2 separate regions of the Homo sapiens genome follow, and region 1 is linked to region 2. The links are chromatin loops, found by intact Hi-C in ENCODE. Cell type or tissue: CD4-positive, alpha-beta T cell. All regions are shown on one strand.

The links. Peaks named below come from ENCODE experiments on the same cell type or tissue, not always from the same donor. Only the 100,000 strongest peaks of a DNase experiment are listed, where the experiment ranks them.
Region 1: it touches region 2 in a loop (5-fold over the local background); 2 of 110 quality-filtered maps call a loop at or near these places.

The regions. Positions count from the first base shown.
Region 1 is chr4:153,113,474-153,118,473 of GRCh38, forward strand. No RefSeq gene overlaps it. Among named protein-coding and RNA genes, the nearest start is that of TRIM2, 88 kb to the right of the region's middle. In CD4-positive, alpha-beta T cell, no CTCF peak of the experiment used is centred here; DNase peaks (open chromatin) are centred at 1,508, 2,558 and 2,988; H3K4me3 peaks cover 1,723 bases; H3K27ac peaks cover 2,862 bases.
Region 2 is chr4:152,097,234-152,102,233 of GRCh38, forward strand. LINC02273 (long intergenic non-protein coding RNA 2273) reads left to right here and starts at 3,520. Exons shown (of 3, transcript NR_121628.1): 1 at 3,520-3,584; 2 at 4,251-4,347. RefSeq lists enhancers at 3,177-3,677, 3,284-3,578, 3,678-4,178, 4,473-5,000. In CD4-positive, alpha-beta T cell, a CTCF peak has its summit at 2,668; DNase peaks (open chromatin) are centred at 2,528, 3,298 and 3,528; H3K4me3 peaks cover 1,517 bases; H3K27ac peaks cover 4,841 bases.

The DNA.
Region 1 (5,000 bases), 1.0 Mb after region 2:
GGCAGAATTCCTCAACCCCTTGCTTCTCTCTTCTCTAAGTCATACTTATCCTGCAAAACCTCAACCTTGGCTGATTCTAGTATTGACTTGGATGCACAGCTGACCACAACAGGAAAAGTCACACTGTCGGGCTGACTGGTTTCACTTTAAGTTCATGGCCACAAACCTCTAATGGGCACTGCTTAGCTACTCTGTCCATTTCCATTGTGAGTTGACTTTCCCCGGCAGCATCTCTCTCTTCACATCTCCCATGGTGAATGCATGACCTGCCCCACATGGAGCTGAGTAAATACACATATCAGAGGGGAGCGCAATTCTCTTCTCATCTCCAAATGCACAGGTAGACTCACAGCTACATCTGTCTTGTCACACCCCAAGCACCCTGCTCCCCGACCTGAACTCACTCCAGCACAGGCGCTCTTGAGAGAGGCAGCCTTGCCCAGGCCACTTGGTGCTCTGTGGCTCACACCCAAACGATGCCTGGCATGGGAAGCTCTTGGTGTTGGTTGAATGAAGGAGGACTTCCTTCCTCCAGTTATCTCCTCCTGCACCCTCGATCTTCTCTCCACTGAATCATTTCCACTCACACACAAAGACGTGCTGGAATCTCTCATTAGAAGAAGTCTTTCTGTGGCTCGACAGACTCTCAGTGTTCCCTCCCTTTCCCCATCCTGTTTCATAGCAAAACTTCTCCCACAAGCGGTCTGCACACTAACATCTTGGCTTCACCCATCCTTCCTTCTGCTTCTTCACCTACTCTTCAGTCTCCTCCAGTCTGGCTTCTGGCTTCTCCACTCCCCCGAAACTCCTTTTGTCAAGGGTGTCAGTGACCTCTGTGTCAAGGGCATCGATAAGCTCCATGCTGTCAAACCCAACTTTGTCTATTATAAAAACACCTAGAAGAAAGAAATTGACAGAGGAGAAGGCTGTAAGGTGAAACACAACTGCCCACCCCCTCTTCTTAGACCCCTCTCCTCTCTCATTGCCCATGATACAGCAAATAGATTTTTCTCTTATCCCACCAGACACTTCTAATCAACCTTCCTCACTAGGTCGCCCTCTCCCTGACCTCTAGATACAACCTCTTATTCTTCTCTGTCGATGTATTTTTCATTCTTAGCTTTAAACACCATCCATTTGCTGATGAATTCCAAATTTATTTTTTCATTTGAATCTAGACTCTTAAGCCCTCCGTATCCTTCCTTGGTGACTTCTTTAGGTATTTCAGGGGCATCTGAAATTTAACATTTCCTAAATGTCACCCTTGATCTCCCCAACCCCCTCCCCACCACCCAACTGGTTCCCTCCATCGGTCCTCAGAAAATGGTGCCACCATCTCACTTGCAGTCATGCCCAACAGCTAGCATAGTCCTTGTGGGAGTGTCTCTGGAGATAAAGTCATAGACCGGGAAATGCTGTGCCAAAAGGCGTGTGCCACTTCTTAAAAGTATAGAGAGCTCTGATGCCCATTCACCACAATAACAAACGAGGCTTTGAAGCTCCTGACGTTATCGTCTCTGAAACTGTGAGGATTTTTTTTTAACTGGGTAGTTTGCTTTGCCTGGAACTCTTCCCTCCTCTGAGGCGTTGGTGAGTCAGCTGGGGCTCGTAGATATAAGCAATGGACACCAAGCTCTGGGTGTTACAAGTAGAAAAAATGGACTGAAAGAGTACTGGGTAGCTCACAGGGCCACTGGGAAGACTGAAAAACTGCGGGACTAAAGGGAGCCCTGAGGTCAGCCCCAACCAAAACCATACCCTAGAACCTGTGCACACCAGACTCTGGACGTCATCACTGCCTGCTGCCATCGTTGTCACTGCCTGAAAAACAGCCTCCTCCTCTCATCCCTGACTCTGCTTCACTAGGGTCGGTGCCTGTGCCCTGGCTTCCCAGGAGGGGGAAAGGCAATGGGCCATTTTGACTGCACCCTTAAGACTTATCAGGTGTCACTCTGGGTGGCTGCAGAGGTGACGGCCGCCCATGGTGCTCATCCTGAGGGTCCGCAGCTCTCATTGCTGTTCAGCAAGACAACACTGGACCTGTTGGCTGTTACAGACTCTGGGGCTTTGGGAAGGGAACGTGAATGGAGCAGGGGAGGGAGGCAGGGTGGCACAATGTTTAATTATGCCATTCCAAAGTTCTGGCCACCAGTCTGTCCTGTCTGTCTGTCCTGCTAGCAAGTTCTGCATGTGGCATGTCAGCGGCCATCTTCATGTTCCTGCTGGGCCTCTTCTTTGATGTCATAACTATGAATATGTTGCCCACATTTTGTCCCCTTTTTATAGAAAGGCTCCAAGCACTTTGCAAACATTAGTAAGTGATTAGTCATCAGTACACAGTTGTTAATAAATCAGGGACTTTCTCAGCTGGATTCCTCCTGTTTTTCTCCCTCTGCCCATCAAGATGGGAGGTGGGGTGGTAGGGGGGAGAAAGACTGGACTCCTTTTTCTTAAGCACTGCCTTACCATTTCTCTACCAACCCTGGCACTTGCAGTGGAAACTTGCCGCTTCCGTTTTTAGCCACAGAGGTAATCTACTTTCATTTTGGCGACTAGGCTGGTATTTTTTTCCACGAAGCTGGGTGATGAGCCTTGCCCTGGTTTCTGAGGTTTCATGTTCACCAGCAGTAAGCCAGGCCTCCTTTTTCCCCTGGTTTCTTTTCTTTTCTTTTTTTTTTTAAAGAAGAGGAAACCAAGGCAAGTATTTAGTGAAGGTGGCCAAGACGCTGGAGCTGCTGTTCTCAGAGCGCAGTCTGCAGGCCAGCACATTAGCAACATCTGAAGTGCACATTAAAATAACTCCATCGCCACCTCCCAAATCAGCCCACCTCCCCCACTTCCCTCCACCCCACCTCCATCCACCCCACCTCCATCCACCAAATCAGTGTCTTTGGCATTAAAACCAAAGAAATTGCAGTTTTATTAAGTTCGCAGATGACACTCTAATTTAAAAACCACTAGTTCAGAGTAGACGTAGGCATCAGAGCAGTGACATGATTTGAAGCCACAGGCCTCAGTCTATGCACCTGCAAGGTAAGTGATGAGCAAATGAATGCAATAGGCAGCACGTGGACACTTTTGGGGGTGCCTATCCATTATACAAGTTTGTTTTTGTTTTTTTGAGAAAGGGTTTCATTGTGTCACCCAGGATGGAATGCAGTGGCAGGATCTCAGCTCACTGCAACCTCCACCTCCCAGACTCAAGCAATCCTCCCACCTTAGCCTCCTGAGTAGCTGGGACCACAAGTGCATGCCACCACACCCGGCTAATTTTTGTATTTTTTATATAGACAAGGTCTCGCTATGTTGCCCAGGCTGGACTTGAACTCCTGGACTCATGTTATCTGCCTCTCTTGGCCTCCCAAAGTGCTAGGGTTACAGGCATGAGCCACCCCGCCCAGCCTCCATTTCACAAGTATTTGAATGACTGCCTACTATGTGCAAAATATATGCCAGAAAATAATCAGGAAATTTTCCATCTATAAATTGCATTAGATAGATAGATAGACAGATAGATAGATAGATAGATAGATAGATAGATAGATAGATAGATAGATGATAGATAGATAGATGATAGATAGATAGACAGACAGATGATAGATAAACATAAACATTAGCCCTACTGTTTTCTGTCTTCTAAGATAAGGGAGCTGAATAGATGGAGCTGAAGGGTCTTCTAGTTCCAATTTCCTACAATTTATGAAGTGGTTGGAATTAGCCCTGACCACTTCCTAGACACTCTTAAAAAAAAAAAAAAAAAGACTTCAAACACACACAAAAAAGCACTAAAAAACAAAAACAGAAACAAAACACAGATGCCCATGTTTCGACCTCCAACATTGAACACATTTTAACATTTTTCAATCAATCTAAATCTTTATAGATACAGTTGAAGTCCTCACTTTCAACCCATTTATCTCCTTCCCTTCCTTTCTATCCAGAAGTGATGATCCTGAAACTGGTATGTGCCTTTTACCAATGGTTTTATAAATTCAAAATATATACTGTTGTTCAGTGTTTTTATAAACACATATATAGTTTATATATATCCATCATGTGCCTTTTATACCTATTTTGCAGTATTTTCAAATCTATCTATATTGATACATGTACATCTACTTTGTTCATTTGTATGACATTCCAATATATGAATATCACCACGATTTATTTAACCAGTTTCCTACTGATTAGCACTTTCCATTTTCCATGTTTGCTGTTTAGATGACAAATTGCTCTCCCACGTGATGGTGCCATTTATATTCCCGCCAGAGCTCAATGAGGCTCCACATTTACCCACATCCTTGCCAATACTGTGCTTGGTTTTAGGTTTTTAACATTTTTGCCAGTTCGATAGGGATGAAATGCCATCTCATGGTTATGCTGATTTGCGTTTCCTTGATTACTAATGAGGTAGAACATATTTTTCATTTTTTCCTTTTTTTTTTTTTTTTAATTTGAGACAGGGTCTCACTCTGTCCCCCCTGGCTAAAATGCAGTAGTGCTATCTAGGATCACTGCAGCCTCGACTCCCCAAGCTCATGTGATCCTCCTGTCAGAGGCGTTTGAACCAGAGCAACTCTGTCTTGAATAGGAACTGGGTAAAATGAGGCTGAGACCTACTGGGCTGCATTCCCAGAGGGTTAAGGCATATCTAGTCACAGAATGAGATGGGAGGTTGGCACAAGATACAGGTCATAAAGACCTTGCTGATAAAATTTTGCAGTAAAGAAGCCGCCTAAAACCCACCAAAACTAAGATGGCCACGAGAGTGACCTCTGGTCGTCTTCACTGCTACACATTCACCAGCGCCATGACAGTTTACAAATGCCATGGCAATGTCAGGAACTTACCCTATATGGTCTAAAAAGGGGAGGTATGAATAATCCACTCCTTGTTTAGCATATCACCAAGAAATAATCACAAAATGGGCAACCAGCAGCCCTCAGGGCTGCTCTGTCTATGGAGTAGCCATTCTTTGATTCCTTTACTTTACTAATAAA
Region 2 (5,000 bases):
CCCGTCTCTACTAAAAATACAAAAATTAGCTGGGTGTGGTGGCATGTGCCTGTAGTCCCAGCTACTTGGGAGGCAGAGGCAGGATAACCACTTGAACCCAGGAGGCAGAGGTTGCAATGAGCTGAGATCGCACCACTGCACTCCGGCTTGGCGACAGAGCAAGACTCCGTCTAACAAAAAAAAAAAAGAAGAATGAGAGAAAGAAGGAAGGAAGGAAGGAAGGAAGGAAGGAAGGAAGGAAAGAAAGAAAGAAAGGAAGAAAGAAAGAAGGAAAGAAAGAAAAGAAAAGAAAAGAAAAGAAAGAAAGGAAAAGAAGAAAGGAAAAGGAAGAAAGAAAAAAAGAAAGGGAGAGAGAGAGAGAAAGAGAAAGACAGAAACAAAGAGAGAAAGAAAGACAGAAAGAAAGAAAGTAAGAAAGAAAGAGAGAAAGAAAGATTGAGAGAGGAAGGAAGGAAGGAAGGAAGGAAGGAACAAAGGCAGGCTCTGAAAGCACCCAGGGGGAAGCAGGTCCCTTTTCCTCCTCTCTTGCCTCCCCTAGCACCCCCTTACTGATAGAATCTACCATGGAGCAGCTGGCAAAGGCTAGAAAAAAATTGGTTTAGAGTCCCAGCCCCAGCATCACAAAGTGGAACACCGAAGGGTAGGTTAGCACCAAGAGGCAATGACCCATTAACAGGCAGCCATGGGCAAGTGCTTCACCTGCCATCACTTCAGGGCTCTAAATCTTAGTGGCCTCAGCTCTAAAACAGGGGAAGTATTGCCTGTCTGATGATCCGTGGATACGAGCTCCAGGATATGAGCGTGGTTGTCAGCTTGCTTACCACTATTCCTCCAGCTCCTGGGACAGTGCCTGACCCATAGTGGCCATTCAAGAGTAAAGGCCGTAATTGGTCATTGTTATATTATTATTAACAAATGGAGATTCTAAAGCCTAGATATTTAAACAAAATTTTGTTTTTTAGACAGGGTCCCACTCTGTTGCCCAGGCTGGAGTGCAGAGGCATAATCCTAGCACCCTGCAGCCTCTACCTCCTGGGCTTAAGTGATCCTCACACCTCAGCCTCCCAAGTACCTGGGACTACAGGTGCACCACCATGCCTGGCTGTTTTCTTTGTTTGTTTGTAGAGATGGGGTTTTGCTTTGTTTCTTAGGCTGCTCTCAAACTCCTGGCCTAAGCAACTCTCCCACCTCGGCCTCCAAAATGTTAGCATTACAGGCGTGAGCCACTGTGCCTGGCCTAAAAAATTTAATTAAAAAAAAAAAAGGTTGAGGCAGCTCTTGCCTAGATTACTAAGTCACTCAACCAGATAACTGCCAGGGCCAAGAATAGAGCCTGGGGCCTGTCTTGTACCCTGATGAGGACATTATGTACTAGTAATGGTTTTATTCTTTAGAATAATGATGAGAATGTTATAAAAACAATTTAGCCTTGGCAGAGATGAGGCATTATCTGCCTTTCTAGGAGGATGTTTGCTACTACAGGTGCTCCAGCACCTCTTATACTCAAGCCAGTGATGTGTGTTTCGGAGGTCCTCAGAGGCATCTCCTCACAAGCCTGGCTGTGTGGCCTCAGTGGTGCTGAGGAGGAGATGTGTCTTCTCTGGCTGGCCCCAGGCCTTAGATGCACTCCATCCAGCTCCGCCTCCTCTCGCCTCTGTGTCCTTCATGCATGTTCCTGCCTCCCGGGCCACTGCCAACATCAATCTGCTTAGGGACCCGAGACCAGTCTCCTCAGAGAGTGTGTAATGAGCCATCCAACAACCACTGTGGATGTGTCCAGACTGTCTCAAAGGCTGTTGGATATTTGCTGGGTCCGCTCTGGGTAACCTTGCCTTTGTGCTACCGAAGAGGAACAATGGCTGGATCATCCTGGAACCTCCTCCTGGAGAATGAGCAGCAGCATTTGTCCTGGCTGCCTTCTGGAGGAAGTGAAATCCAAGCTGCAGAGCCACTCTCACAGCTGGTGCTGGTTCAGTCTACCGCAGATGCGAAGTATCTAATGGACTGCCTCTTGTCTAGGGGCAGGTGAGAGCAGAACTCGTCTAACACACTTTGAGGACAGAGGGGCATCACCCGTCTGTGGGCATTCCCAGCCACATTTCCCTCCCTGGTTCAGGGGGAAGGTCTCCCTGCATTATCTAACTCCAACTCATCATGCTCAAAAGAAAAGTCAGGCGATCTAAAGCCCACAGATAGCCTTGCTCCCCTGTCTCTGTCAAAAACACATATGAAAGCAGAGAAAAATTCATCAGACACGGAAGCAATTGGAGAAGAGACCAGGAGAAAACAATTAGGTAATGAGGATGTGCATTAAACCATCTCTGGCACCTTCTTGACCCAGAAACATTCTTTATGTCCTGGTAATGATGGCACATTGAACATTCCAGGGAATTCCAATCCTGGAAATCAAGAAGGAGACTTACTCTAAAGGCATAGGCGAAAGTGAGTTGTCACCAGGGTGCACAGCTTCCTGGACATTCTACTGGAATAAAACTTGGCTCCCCAGGGGCCAGCAGGAGTCACCCAAGGGCAGGTCCCAAGCAGTCTCCCTTCCAGGCTCTGTAGTAAAAATGAACCACTCTTGATTCGAGGTTCAGAGTCTGAGGTCAATTTCCCCACCCCAGATCTCACTGGGGGCATTAGATCCCCTAGGGCCTTCTTCAGACCCCTAAGATTTATCACTGGCTTCAGAGAGATGAACCAATTCAATTAGCTTTTCCATTCTCCCAGCTTATTTTCCAGGAGCGGAGTGTGGCGCTCATTGTCGCAGTCGAACAAGCTAAAGAGCCTGCAAGGCCCAATACTGACTCCAGGAGATACTGGGAAGGGCTTGCTAGTGATGGAACCTGGCTATGAATCTTGCTTTCCTGATTCTAAAATTGACTCTGCCTGAAGGTGCTGCTGAGGTGCCCTGGGTACTTCTCCAGCGGTGGGTAGAGGAGTGACAGAGGGAGGAGTGCCCCTGACACACAAACAATTTCAGGAAGACAGTTTCCCTATTATCTATTATATAGATTGGGGGGTGCATTCATTTATTCATTCAATATTTATTGAACTTCCACGTATTCCAGGCACTGTCTAGGCGTCTGGGCCAGGATAGAGAGGGGAGTAAGATAGACCTTTCCTTGCTGTTACAGAACTTACGTCTTTGTTGGAGAGACAGGAAATAAACAAGTAAGTTAAAAACCCACAATTTGGGGTAGAGGCCCACAGGTCAGGTTCTGCAGGAAGTAGACTCTGACAAAGAGATTTGCAGGAGGTTTTTGGGGCGTGATCTCAGGAGCAACAAGTGTGAAGGGTGAGGGACGCAGGTCGGACAGATGGAAAAGTTGCTTTCTGTCTTCCTCCTGAGGAGCTTTGCAGCTTGGGACAACAAGCAGTGTTGTCCTAATTAAGATTGGAGGACTGGGCATTTGCACTCCCATGTGACCAGCCTTTGGATGCAAGCTGCCTCCAGGAAGTGGGTGTACATGTGGGTGGAGCAGCTTCCTCTGACAGAGGAAATGACACACCTCTGACACTTTGCAATGCTTGGAAAGTGTCTCAGGTGTGAGTTGGTGGAGCCTGCACTCCCAGCAGCTAAGGTGACAAGCGTTTTTCGGTTCTGCCAGGGGATCTGAGTGGCACACAACAACATCCACTATGAAATGTGGTGTGTGCTGGGTGGGGGCTGACTGAGGAGCTCGAGAGTAGGAGTGAGGCAGGCTATTTTAAAGAGGTGGCAAGGGAAGGCCTCTCTGAGCAAAGGCAGAGACTTTAGGCAAAGACTTGATTGGTGTGAGGAAGTGAGCCATTCAAAGTCAAGGGCACCAGAGGTTCTAAGCAGAGGAAACAGCAAATGCAAAGCAGAGAACAAGCTTGGCACATTTGAGAACCAACAATAAGTCCAGTGTGTCTGGAGCCACAGGAGTCAAGGAGACAGCAGCTGGCAGTTCAGCCAATGGGCTACCAGGAAACCAGATGGCAGAGAGCCTGGTAGACCACGGTAAGGAGTTTGCAGTTTAAGAGTGATGGGAGATGTTGGAGCACTTTGAACAGGGTGAAAGTCACCATCTGATCTACATTTTAAACGTATTATTTCACTAAATAGAGAAATAATACGTTTAAAATGGTAGTAATTGGTCATTGTTATATTGTCATTAACAAGTAGAGATTCTAAAGTCTAGACTTCTAAAAACAATTTTAAGTGAAGCAAATGTTGCTCCATCTGACAATTATGTAAGCCAGCCATACCTGTTCTTTCCCTGTAGGTAGAAGCATATGGGAAACTGCATTCCGATCCAGGGAAGTATAGGAAGCAGTAATAAAAGTGGGAAGACCTATTATAAGTTCGTTGCAGTCATCCAGGTAAGAGGGGATACTGGCTGAAAACAAGGTTTCAGCTATGTGGGCCCTAGCTTGGAAGGGATGGGATTCTACATATGTTTTGTAGCTGGAAGCAGGAGTTTGAGGCTAAGAGATGACCTGAGAATAGAATGATTTTAGGTGTTAGGCCTGAGAGATGAGGGCACATTAGGGAGGAGCATGTGCAGCGGGGGCAGGGCATCCAGAATGCTCTTTGGACATCTTATATTTTAAGTGCCTGTCAGACACCCAAGTAGAGACGCCTGATGTGAAGACATGAATATCTGCAGCTTGAGGTCCTTCGTAAGATCATTTGAAAATAAGAGTTGTGCTACTAAAATAAAATGTGCAAAAAAAAAAAAAAGAGAGAGAGAGAGAAGAAAAAAAGAAAATCGCTGCATCATGCTGTCTTGTGTATAGTTGAATTTTCACATGCTGTGGAAATTCAGCCAGAGATCCTGTGGAAAAATACTGAAAGGACCCTTGGATCACTGATTCTAAGTTTGAAAAAGGGCTGGGCTGGCTGCTTCTAAGCTTGGCTGTCTTGCTTCTATGGGGCAAGTTCGGGAATCTTTTTTTTTTTTTTTTTTTTGTAATTGAGGCAATTGACTTTGTCAGCAAGCTAAGAGTGGATTTCTCTCATAGGGGTGAATTCA